Regions from separate parts of the Homo sapiens genome. Here region 2 is linked to region 1. The links are chromatin contacts, found by Hi-C or POLR2A ChIA-PET in ENCODE. All regions are on one chromosome and are shown on one strand. The core of a region is the stretch at or near the end of the contact, and the rest is flanking DNA. Distances in the headings are between cores, read along the strand shown. Region 1 overlaps LOC107984788 (a long non-coding RNA gene). Region 2 holds the start of LINC00593 (long intergenic non-protein coding RNA 593).

The links. A loop is a pair of places that touch in the nucleus more often than their neighbours do. ChIA-PET counts read pairs that join two places held with the same protein, here RNA polymerase II (POLR2A).
Region 2: a map of DLD1 shows a loop between it and region 1 (4-fold over the local background). The contact joins the promoter of LINC00593 here to the enhancer-like site in region 1. A Hi-C loop is called at or near these places in 1 of 168 maps with a recorded cell type or tissue (DLD1). POLR2A ChIA-PET finds 5 or more read pairs at or near these places in 3 of 52 experiments (IMR-90, T-cell and activated CD8-positive, alpha-beta memory T cell).

The regions. Positions count from the first base shown.
Region 1 is chr15:69,753,125-69,758,041 of GRCh38, reverse strand. It overlaps LOC107984788 (a long non-coding RNA gene), which reads right to left. Exons shown (of 3, transcript XR_001751592.3): 2 at 1,836-1,886. Among named protein-coding and RNA genes, the nearest start is that of LINC00593, 80 kb to the left of the region's middle. Within about 2 kb of position 2,386, at least 6 of the 41 ENCODE cell types and tissues checked have a DNase peak (open chromatin) inside an H3K27ac peak, as active enhancers do.
Region 2 is chr15:69,832,776-69,837,692 of GRCh38, reverse strand. LINC00593 (long intergenic non-protein coding RNA 593) reads right to left here and starts at 2,459. Exons shown (of 5, transcript NR_026764.2): 1 at 2,412-2,459; 2 at 192-265.

The DNA.
Region 1 (4,917 bases), core at 1,137-3,636:
CAGCCTGACCAACATGGTGAAACCCCATCTCTACTGAAAATACAAAAATTAGCTAGGCATGTTGGCAGCTGCCTATAATCCCAGCTACTTGGGAGGCTGAGGCAGGAGAATCACTTGAACCCAGGAGGCGGAGGTTGCAGTGAGCCGAGATCACGCCATCGCACTCCAACCTGGGCAACAAGAGCAAAACTCCGTCTCAAAAAAAAAAAAAAAAAGTGCTAGAATTAGAATTTTTATTGATCCCAGGTACAATATTTTGTCCTATCAACTTGAGGCAGTGATCAGGCAGAATCTTGCCGGAAATGTGCAGAAATGGGGCCTAGGGTAGGTCTTTTGGATGAAGGACCTGGATCTTGGGGCTAGGAGAGATGGGAAGGCCCTAGGAAAGAATGAAGAATTATCTGAAAGGATAAGCAGGCCTTGTCCTGCTGGGAAAATAGGTACCTTGAGAATATATTAAGCTAATTCATATTACAGTGTTAGCTTCTTTCTGGACCTGCTGTGACAAAGTTAATGGAGCTTTTTCACCTGGGGGTAAAGGAGGGTACATCAAGGAGCACAGAGAAGGGAGAGCAGAGTGAGTCAGGCACGCTTACCAGAATACGACTCAAACCGAACCAGGTCTCAGTGGTGTTGAGTCACTGGGGCATCAGTCAGGAGCCTGGGCAGCCACCTGGCAGTGGGACTGCGGTGGAGGTGCCCACCCCAGGGGATGCCTGGGCCCAGTGAACATGAAGCCCTTCCCAGCTCTGAGGTTCTCAGAACCCTTTGTGGCTTGAGTTAGCCCTGACACTCTCCCATCCACTTTACGGAGAAGCATTAAAGCCACCGAACACCCCCTCTTGAATCTGATGAGATTCAGCTTTGTCAGACCCACTTTCCCAAGACAGTCATAGAAAATGGGGGATTCTCTGGGTTGGCTGTTTGGAATTCTTCCCCAGATAAATCACGCCCACGAGGTAGCACCAACAATATGTAGTCTCTGTTTCTTTAAAGTGAAAGAGAATATAAAACTGAATGCCAAAGACTCTATTTTGTTGTTTTTTCCTCTAACCTTTATAGTTATCGCACTTACACTGAATTCACCAGGAGGTTGTTCCGTTATAGCATGCATTGATTCTCTCCAAAGCACTCACTTTAGCTTGCAAAGAAACAACTCTACGTTTTTGCACTCATATTTCATTGCATTATGAAATGATGGATTGCATTATTTAATCAGAGTAACAGGTACAGGTTGAGAAGAAATACAAATAGCCCTCAGTAAGCACACACAGCTCAACCAATGGAAACATATGTGCCCAGGAAAACTGGAGAGAAGCTTCAGTTGGAGCTGCTAGCTTCAAGGGTTTAGTGTATCCCAGGCATGGGCACAGTGCTAGCTGAGTAGTGTGGAGAGTCTACATTAATCTAGCAAGCTGGTCCATTGCAGGTTGCTCAAGAGGGCTTCTGCTGTTTAACTGCACGCAGATGCCACAGCCCTTTGTCACGGACAGAGCACTGTCCAGCGTAATCCTCATGGCCCTTTAAGGGAGGCAGAGAAGATTTTCATATAGGAAAAATGAGGATCAGAGGCCTTGAGTGACTTTCTCAGAGACAAATGTGCAGTAATTACCTCCTTCGTGTCTGTACTGCAGGAGCCCAGCACAGAGTGGACACATGGAAAAAAAGGCCACCGTTTATGAAACAGAAGTGATAGAGCCAGGCCCCAAACCAGGTGGATCTGCTTTGAGAGCCCATGTTCTTTCAACTCACTGATGAACATTTGTGAAATGCACACTATTTGTCAAGAATTATGGCTGGCCCAGATACAAAAGATAGGGCCTATTACTTCTCACCTGTTTAGGGCCATGTGTTTTCCAGCTCTTATTTTTCTCCCCACCTTTCTCCTGGAAAAAAAAACAAAAACTTGTTTTAAAAGGCTCAATTCTTCTGTCTCCTTTGGTGTTAATTCTTCTGCAAAATAGCCTGGGAAGAAACAATTGATTTGAATTATGCCAAAGCTTTTCAGAAGTGGGGATGGACAGAGTGCCCCCCATCCAGTCTCACCTTTACTCTCCACCCCATTTCCTACTTCCACCTCCAAGACTTCCCACACTTATGCAAAACATCCTGGCTGAGTCTCACCAAGAGCTCTAGGGGAAACCCTAAACCTCAGAGTGAAATGAAGGGGCTGATTTGCCCCTGGGGAAATTAGACACAAACAAGGCTGGGGTGAACCACCAGTCTTGAAACTGTTTCTCTGGATTAGTCACAGGGTTACCCACTCATGAATGTTCCTCCCACCTCCTCACTTCAGGCTCTGTTATTCTAGAGGGCTGGCCTGGTTACAAGGGTAGCCAGATTAACTAGGGTCTAAATGGGAGAGCTGGGGCACGGATCATTCACCAAAGAAACCGCAGCGACCTTCCGCCTGGGTGGGGCTTCTCTTCTTTTAACCTCCCGCGAAACTGCTAGTCAGCAGCTCTGTTTCCTGCCATTGCTCGAGGAGATCTTCATGAGTTTCATAGGAGTAGGATTGTGCCTTCAATCCATCATCTTTCTAGGGAAGGTAGCAGTATTTCATTGGCTTATTTCTTAACAAATAATATATTAAAGACTGCTTTCCTCCAGGTACCTGTTAGACACTAGGAATATAGTGGTAAGCAAAGAACTGCTTAGGAGTCTTGCTCTTGTGTTTTTGATGGTTGATCTCAGGTTGTTTAAGAGGCTTCTGCTGTTCAACTGCATATGCGACAGCCCTTTTACATGAACAGAGAGAACTGTCCAGTAATTTAATCCTCATGGCCCCTCAAAGGTGGCAGAGAAAATTTTCATATAGGAAATTAGGATCAGAGGCATTAAGTAACTTTCTCAAAGACAAACGTGTGGTAATTATCTCTTTTATGTCTGTACTGCAGGAGCCCAGCACAGAGTGGACACGAGAAAAGAAATTCTATTGTTTATGAAACAGAAGTGATAGAGCTGGGCCCCAAATTGGGTATATCTGTTTTGAGATTGCTTTGTAACACATATACATCAAATAACTGCTAGAGACCAGGGCAAGGGGGTTCTGTCTGTTTGGTTCACTGCTATATGGTTAAGGCCAAGAAAAGTACCTGGCATACAATAGACATTCAATAAGCATTTGTTGGATGGATGGATGGATGGATGGATGACCCAAACAATTGCAGGTCATGCTGAATGTAAGAATTAAACGTAACATGGATGAGAATGCATCACGGGATTTATCATCTCTTTTGGGTCTGGGGAAGACTTCTTTGCAAAAAATGATAACCCAGACAAGATTCAAGGGGTGAGCAGGAGCTGGCTAAAGGAAGGAGAAGATAGTGGCAGGAGGAGCCACGCAGACACAAGGAATAGCTTGGGTGAAGGTCTTGAAGCAAGAGGGAGCACAGTTTATGAAAGGATGCTGAAGAAAGTTTCCAGAGCTGGAGGACAAGTGGGAAGGAAGGGTTGGTTCAAGGTGACTCTGGAGGGGACAGCAGAGCAGATCCTAGTGGCCTGAGAATAGAACCCTGACCTCTTCCACAGAGCAAGGAGGAATCACTAACCTATGTTCAGCAGGAATCAATGTGGCCAGACTTGCACTGGCATCACAAGTTGAAGTGCTTTTAGGAAGGTCCATTTGGGAGTGTCTAGGTATACATGACCAATGGGAGATGATGAACTTGCCATAGCTTTTAAAGTTTAAAGTGACACATTTCTAGCCTACTACTATTTCACCTTCACATCATTACATAATGTATTTTAACAAATACCGATATTGCATTACTATGTGACAGATGTCATTCTAAGTGCTTTGCAAATATAAACTCTCACATTGGCCTTGTGACATTGGTGCTAATTATTATCCTTTTTAAAAGATGAGGCAACTGGGCTGGGGCATTTAAACCAACACAGCAGATGACAGAATGCCAGAGTCTTCCTCAATTCCTGTGATGCATGGAGGACTCCAGAAGTCTCCATGTGCCCTGTGGAGGGTGTGCAAGGAGACTGGCCTTGGAGCTGCAGTGGGTGAGGTAGCTGGGGAAGACAGATGGGGCTGGAATGAGAGTCAGTCTGCTTTCAGGGGATCCACAGCACCAGCGACAGTACAGTGGGGCCTTGTTGACAGGAAGAGATGGTGCTCTGTGCCTGGGCCCTGCTGCAAACCTAGCATCTCTCCACACAATCCTAATATCCCTTCAGTTTTTCCTCCACCAGGTCATCTGCTTTGCAGATTCTATGTCTTCCTCTTTCTTGGTTGACCGCCTCATTTTAGCAGAACAGTCCCTCCAGCAGCATCCTGAGACAAGGAGAATGCAAGGAAAATGTGGGGGGACTGTCATTTAAAAAATTCTTTAGCGCTCTTGTGGGTTGCTATTTGGCTGGGCATAAATTCTATTTCACAAGTCACTTTTCTTCAGAATTTTAAAGATACTGCTTCTTTGCTTGTAGTTTTCAGTGTTGCTGCTGAGAAGCTCACACTCAATTAATAGTTTGGCTGGGTATAGAATTCTACAGCCTCAGTCAGCCTCCTGAGCCACTGTTGAGGAATCCAACGCCATCCTGTACCCTGATCTTTTATATATGTTTTTGTTTTTATTTGCTTTTCGTTTTTCTTTTCTGGAAGCTTTTGATATTTTTTCTTGATCTATGGTATTCTGAAATTTCCTAATAATTTGCCTCGATGTGGATCTTTTTGTCATTTGCTGTGTTTAGCATGTGGTAGATTCCGATAAGTAAGCTCATGGCTTCAGTTGTGGGAATTTTATTTTTGTATTTTTCCTTGAATATTTTCTTCCCCTTGTTTTCTCCATTTTTCTCTTTTTGGGACGTTTAACTTTTTGGATGCTGGATATCCTTGATGGATCCTCCAATTTTCTTATCTTTCTTTCCTATTTCCAATCTGTTTATCTTTTTGTTTTACTTTCTGAG
Region 2 (4,917 bases), core at 1,210-3,709, 80 kb before region 1:
GGTCCCTTTTGCCTCTGCCTCACAGCCCAGCCTCTCAAAAGCCAGCTTGCTCCCCTGACCCCTCCAGCATCCCAGGTCAGAGGGGTCTCTCAGACATTTGGAGCCAGTCCCCCCTGCACAGCTCCAGCCTGGGTTCCTCCTCCCTCCCTCCCCCCACACCCCACATCCCACAAAGCCAGAGGCCAAAGTACCCTCCTCAGCTCTTCAGTCCTCTCCAGCTCCCCACAGCACAGCTACCTGGAGGACACAGGCTCCCGGGCCAAGACTAAGGGAAAGCAAATGAGCGATTTCACTGGATATCGGGGCAATTCTCGGGAAAACCAAAAACTCACTAATTACGATGAATAATATCTCCAAGCAATATTTTAAAAGGTAAAATTTAATGCAAAATGTCTATTGCATTACTTTCAATTTTTACATATACTGCATTGAAATAATACTTATCTTGATTGCCAAGTTTTGATTGCACCCCCTTAAATGTTGTGCCCTGGGGCAAGTGCTTCATTCACCTCACCTGAACTAGCTCTGTTCCTCGACATTGGCCCTCAAGACCCTGGCTGAGGACAATCACGTGGCCTTTCTGAGCCTCAGTCTCCATCTCTCTGTCTGTCAGATGAGGCTGACAGGCCGCCCTGCAGGGCTGTATGGGTTGGAGGGGATGGTGCACCATGTCTAGCACAGCCCCTGATGTGACCGAGTGTCCTGTGGCAGCAGAGTGGGGCACCTGAAGGCCATGGCCTTCCCTGGGCTTGCTGCCTCCAGCCTGGGTACTGCTGAGTTCTGGGCCCGAGTGAGGAGAGGGGACAGGACAAGGCTAGGGACCCCAGCACCCAAGCTCCTGCCTTTACTGTGAGGAGAACCCTTCACTGAGGGAACTAAGGCTTTCCCAAGAACCCTGCCTCGTAGGACCTTAGCTGTTCCTGAGTCCCTGACACTGGGGGGCACTGTGGGCATGAGGGGCATTCCCCAGAGGTCCTGCCCTTGGAAAGCAAGAGATGAAGAAAGCGGACGTCCCCCAACCCCACTCAGACACACGTCCCATGAAGGGTGAGGGATGAGAGCACCTCTGAGTGGCACTAGAGTGGGGACCACACTGGAATGCTTTGGAATATGTCATGATTCAGTGGAAACAGAAACAGAAAGGGTGTCAGTGTCCAGAAACGTGGGCTTAAGTATTGATTCTTTGTCTAGCAGCAGGACAAGTAGCTGGAGAGATGGTCAGAGTCCGTGCATGGAGGGCCCCCTTTGCCAAGTGCAGGGGTCTGGGTCCCCCACTCCCTGTGGGCAGAGGCTGCCTCCAGTAGAGAGAAGAGACATGTTCTAGAGAGTGTTGGAAGGATGCTGCTGGCCACGGGCAGTGAGGCAGGTGCATGGGAGGGGATGGGGACAAGCAGCAGGGAGCACGGGCTGCCACATGGCTACTGAGAGTGACAAAAAAATCAAGACAGTGTCACCACTGCTGACCTCATGATCATACATCACAGAAGGAACCTTAGTAACCAGCCCAGGAACCTCCTTCCTCTCCATTACTTGGAGCCCCTCCATGACCTCCCAACCAATCTAAGCTTGGACACATCCTGTGATAGGGCACCCACCCCACTGATGCTGCCTGACCGTCAGGCAGCTTGGGCTCCTCTTTACTTTGGATTAAAATACTTCTAGTTGCAACACTTATCAATGCTCCCCGGTCTCTCATTCTGAAATGCATAGAAGTGCAGCCTCTGGCCCTCAGGGCTCTTTAGCCACCTGAAGCCAGCTGTCTTGAGCTCCTACATCTTCCCTCTCCAGGATCTGTGCCCGCCTCCCCCAGACAGGCCATCACAGACCTAATACTGCATCTGTGCATGCTCTCACTGAGCACCTACTGTGTGCCAGGCACCAAGGCTGGGCATCTTCTACCAGGGTGACTGTCATTTAATCCTCCCAGCAAGCTTGAGAGATCGGGCTCATTGCCCCCATTTTACAGGTGAGAAAACTAAAGCTCATAGTCATGAGAGGTACCCAAGCTTTCTCAGGAGGTTAGTCATCAAAAAGGCTAGAACTCAAGTGTTGATATAGTGCCCCACAGTCTTTTCGGAAGAAATCCCAGGTTTCTGCTCGGGGAGTTAGTTCTGTTGTGAGCCGTAACATACAGCAACTCAATCCTCACACAAGCCCTGTGAGGGGAGCTCTGTCATCCTGCCCATTCTGCGGAGAAGTCATGCAAATGATAAAACGTACAGCTCTCCAGGGTCTGCACTTCTACATCTGGGCAAGAAGAACCAGGCTATTCTGGCCCTTGCCGGACACCATCCACCATTCCAGAGACATAAAAAAATGCTGGCTTTAGTGTATTTACAGTGGAGCTAGCACCCCAACGATTAATACTTCCCACTCCCCTTAAAAATCCCCAGCCCATCTTTGCACTTCACCTTCAGGGAGAGGCTGGTGAGCCCTTTTAACCGCAGCCAGAAGGACTTGGCTGGTGTTCCTCACGCCCAGGGTCAGACATGCACACAGCACACCTCCCAGCCAGCCATGAATGAGGTGATTATGAGCTAAGAACCTTTGATTCCAGGACCCCAAGTGAGCACTGACCAGGGGTAACCCCAAAGGCAGCTCTTGAGGAAGGCATGGAAACTGCCTTACCTCCCCTTTGCAGCCACAAAAGAGCAGTTCTCTTTTGAATGGCCCCACACTCCTGCTTCTCCCCTTGCCTGCTGCCTTCAACCAGGCAGCTGGAATGCAGTCCTAGACCACAGAGGGTCGGGCTGGGGCCCTGCGTGTTGCAGAAAAGGAGAGAAGCCAAAAAATGGGATGGAATGTGCTCAAGGTCTCCTGAAGGTTTGGGGCAAGAAGGCCCATGTCAAAAACCCAGTCTCAGCTTCTCAGCTTCCCCTTGTCATTTCTCAGAGTCTGCAGAAGGGTTTTGTTTAGGGGTCCAGCCCCCCGGGCAGGCCACCGACCAGCCCATTACAGGCTCTCCCAGGCACTGGAGTTCTGTTCCCTAAATAATGTTATCATTTAGACGGCAGCCCAAATTGCAGAGGGGTGCAAAGCCACTGCACTTCCTCCTAGGCCATCCAAGGCAGGTGAGGAGAAACACAATGTGGGCAAGTAGGGAGGTGGAGGACAGACCCACAAAGGAGCCCCACAGGCGGGTGGCAGCATTAACTTATTATGTAAATACCGTATTCAATTATTCCTCTTCCTCCAACAGGAGTCAGCTAATCACTCATGCCTGGCTGGTTCATGAATATTAAACCCATCTCTCTCGCCAGTGCATTTCAGTGGTCTCCAGGGAAGAGAAAGGTAAAGTGAGGCCCCAAAGCCCTGCTTTAGTGGGCTCTGGAACCTCAAGGGGAAGTCTTGGGCACCTCATGTTCATATGCACAGCGTAGGGATGGAACAGTCAGTCCACAGAGCCACTGAGCACCTGCTGCTGCGGAGACACTGAGCTAGACTCGGGCTGGCTGGGTGACCTGAGGCAAATGATTCAACTTCTCTGGGCCCCAGTTTTCTCTTCTGTAAATGGGATAGCGATGGTTACCTGATGGGTGGTTGTGATTTGTGAACCATTATACATATAAAATGCACCTATGCCATGCATACAGTTAGGAACTCCTGTTGAAGCCTATCTGCACGGTGCAGAACACACACCTGCCCCCAGGGAACTCAATGCTTTGTTTGTAGGGTCATCTATAAAGGGGGAAAGAGCCCAAGGCCCAGAGGGACGGCAGGGCAGGTGAGGGGTGGAGGCTAGGCTGGGAAAGGACCCATGGCCTGGGGTAGGTGTAGAGGACTTCCAGGGAGAGGTGGGCTTGGCATGGACTGTAAAAATTACATTTTTTCATTCATTCACTCAGTCAATATATGTTTATTGAGCACCTACTCTGTGCTAGGTGCTTGGAAACTAGCAGTGCATAAAACACTCCAAAGACCCCGCCCTGGTGAAGCGTGTGATGGTAGCTTTAAGATAGCCACAAATCCTTTGACATTCCTCCCATTGAGAGGTGGGGTCTACTCTGTTCCCCTTGAATCCAGGCTGGTCTTCGTGACTTTTGTGACCAATAGAATGAGGAAGAAGTGATGTTCTGAAGCTAGGTCACTTGTAGCTTCTGCCTGTACCTCTGAAAACACTGGCTCTAGGAGCCCTGGGCCTCCATGGAAAAAGTCTGACTCCAGGTGTGCTGGAGAGGCCATGTGTAGGTGCTGTAGTCCAGCTGAGCCCCAGCCTTCCTGCTGTCCTCATCAAAGCATCAGACAGACCGGTGAGGCCATCCTGAATGTCCCAGCCCAGCCACTGGCCCAACGCCACAGAGCAACCTCCACTAACAGCATGTGGAACAGAAAAGCCACTAGCTGGGATGTGCCTGGATTCCTCACTCACAGCACTGTGAGAAACAATAAAATGCTGGCTGTTTTAAGCTGCTAAATTTCTAGGAAGTATGTTACCTGGCAAGAGATAAGGAGAATATTGTCATAGAGGGAGACAGACTGACAGACAACAAACTATCAAACAAGTAATTAGTATATGCAGTGGTGATCAATGCTACACAGGAAAACAAAGTGGGGGGGAATAAGGAGTGTGTGTGTGTGTGTGTGTGTGTGTGCACGTGTGCGCGCACACGTGCACACAATATACTAAATAGTGTGCCCAGGGAAGCACTTGTTGAGGAAAAAACATCCAAGCAAAGATCTGAGGAAGTAAAAAAATGCACCTATCTGGAAGACAAGATTTCCAGGCAGAGGAAACAGCCAGTGCAAAGGCCCTGAGCTGGGATATGCCTGGCTCATACTAGAAACCACACGGAGCCAGCAGAGCTGGGGTGGAGGAAACCCCAGCCCGGTCACCCACAGCAGCCTCCCCTCCTCAGCAGCAATGCTGTATGTGGTCCCATCACCTCTGGTTTTGGTCTCCTAATGCCACTATGAGCA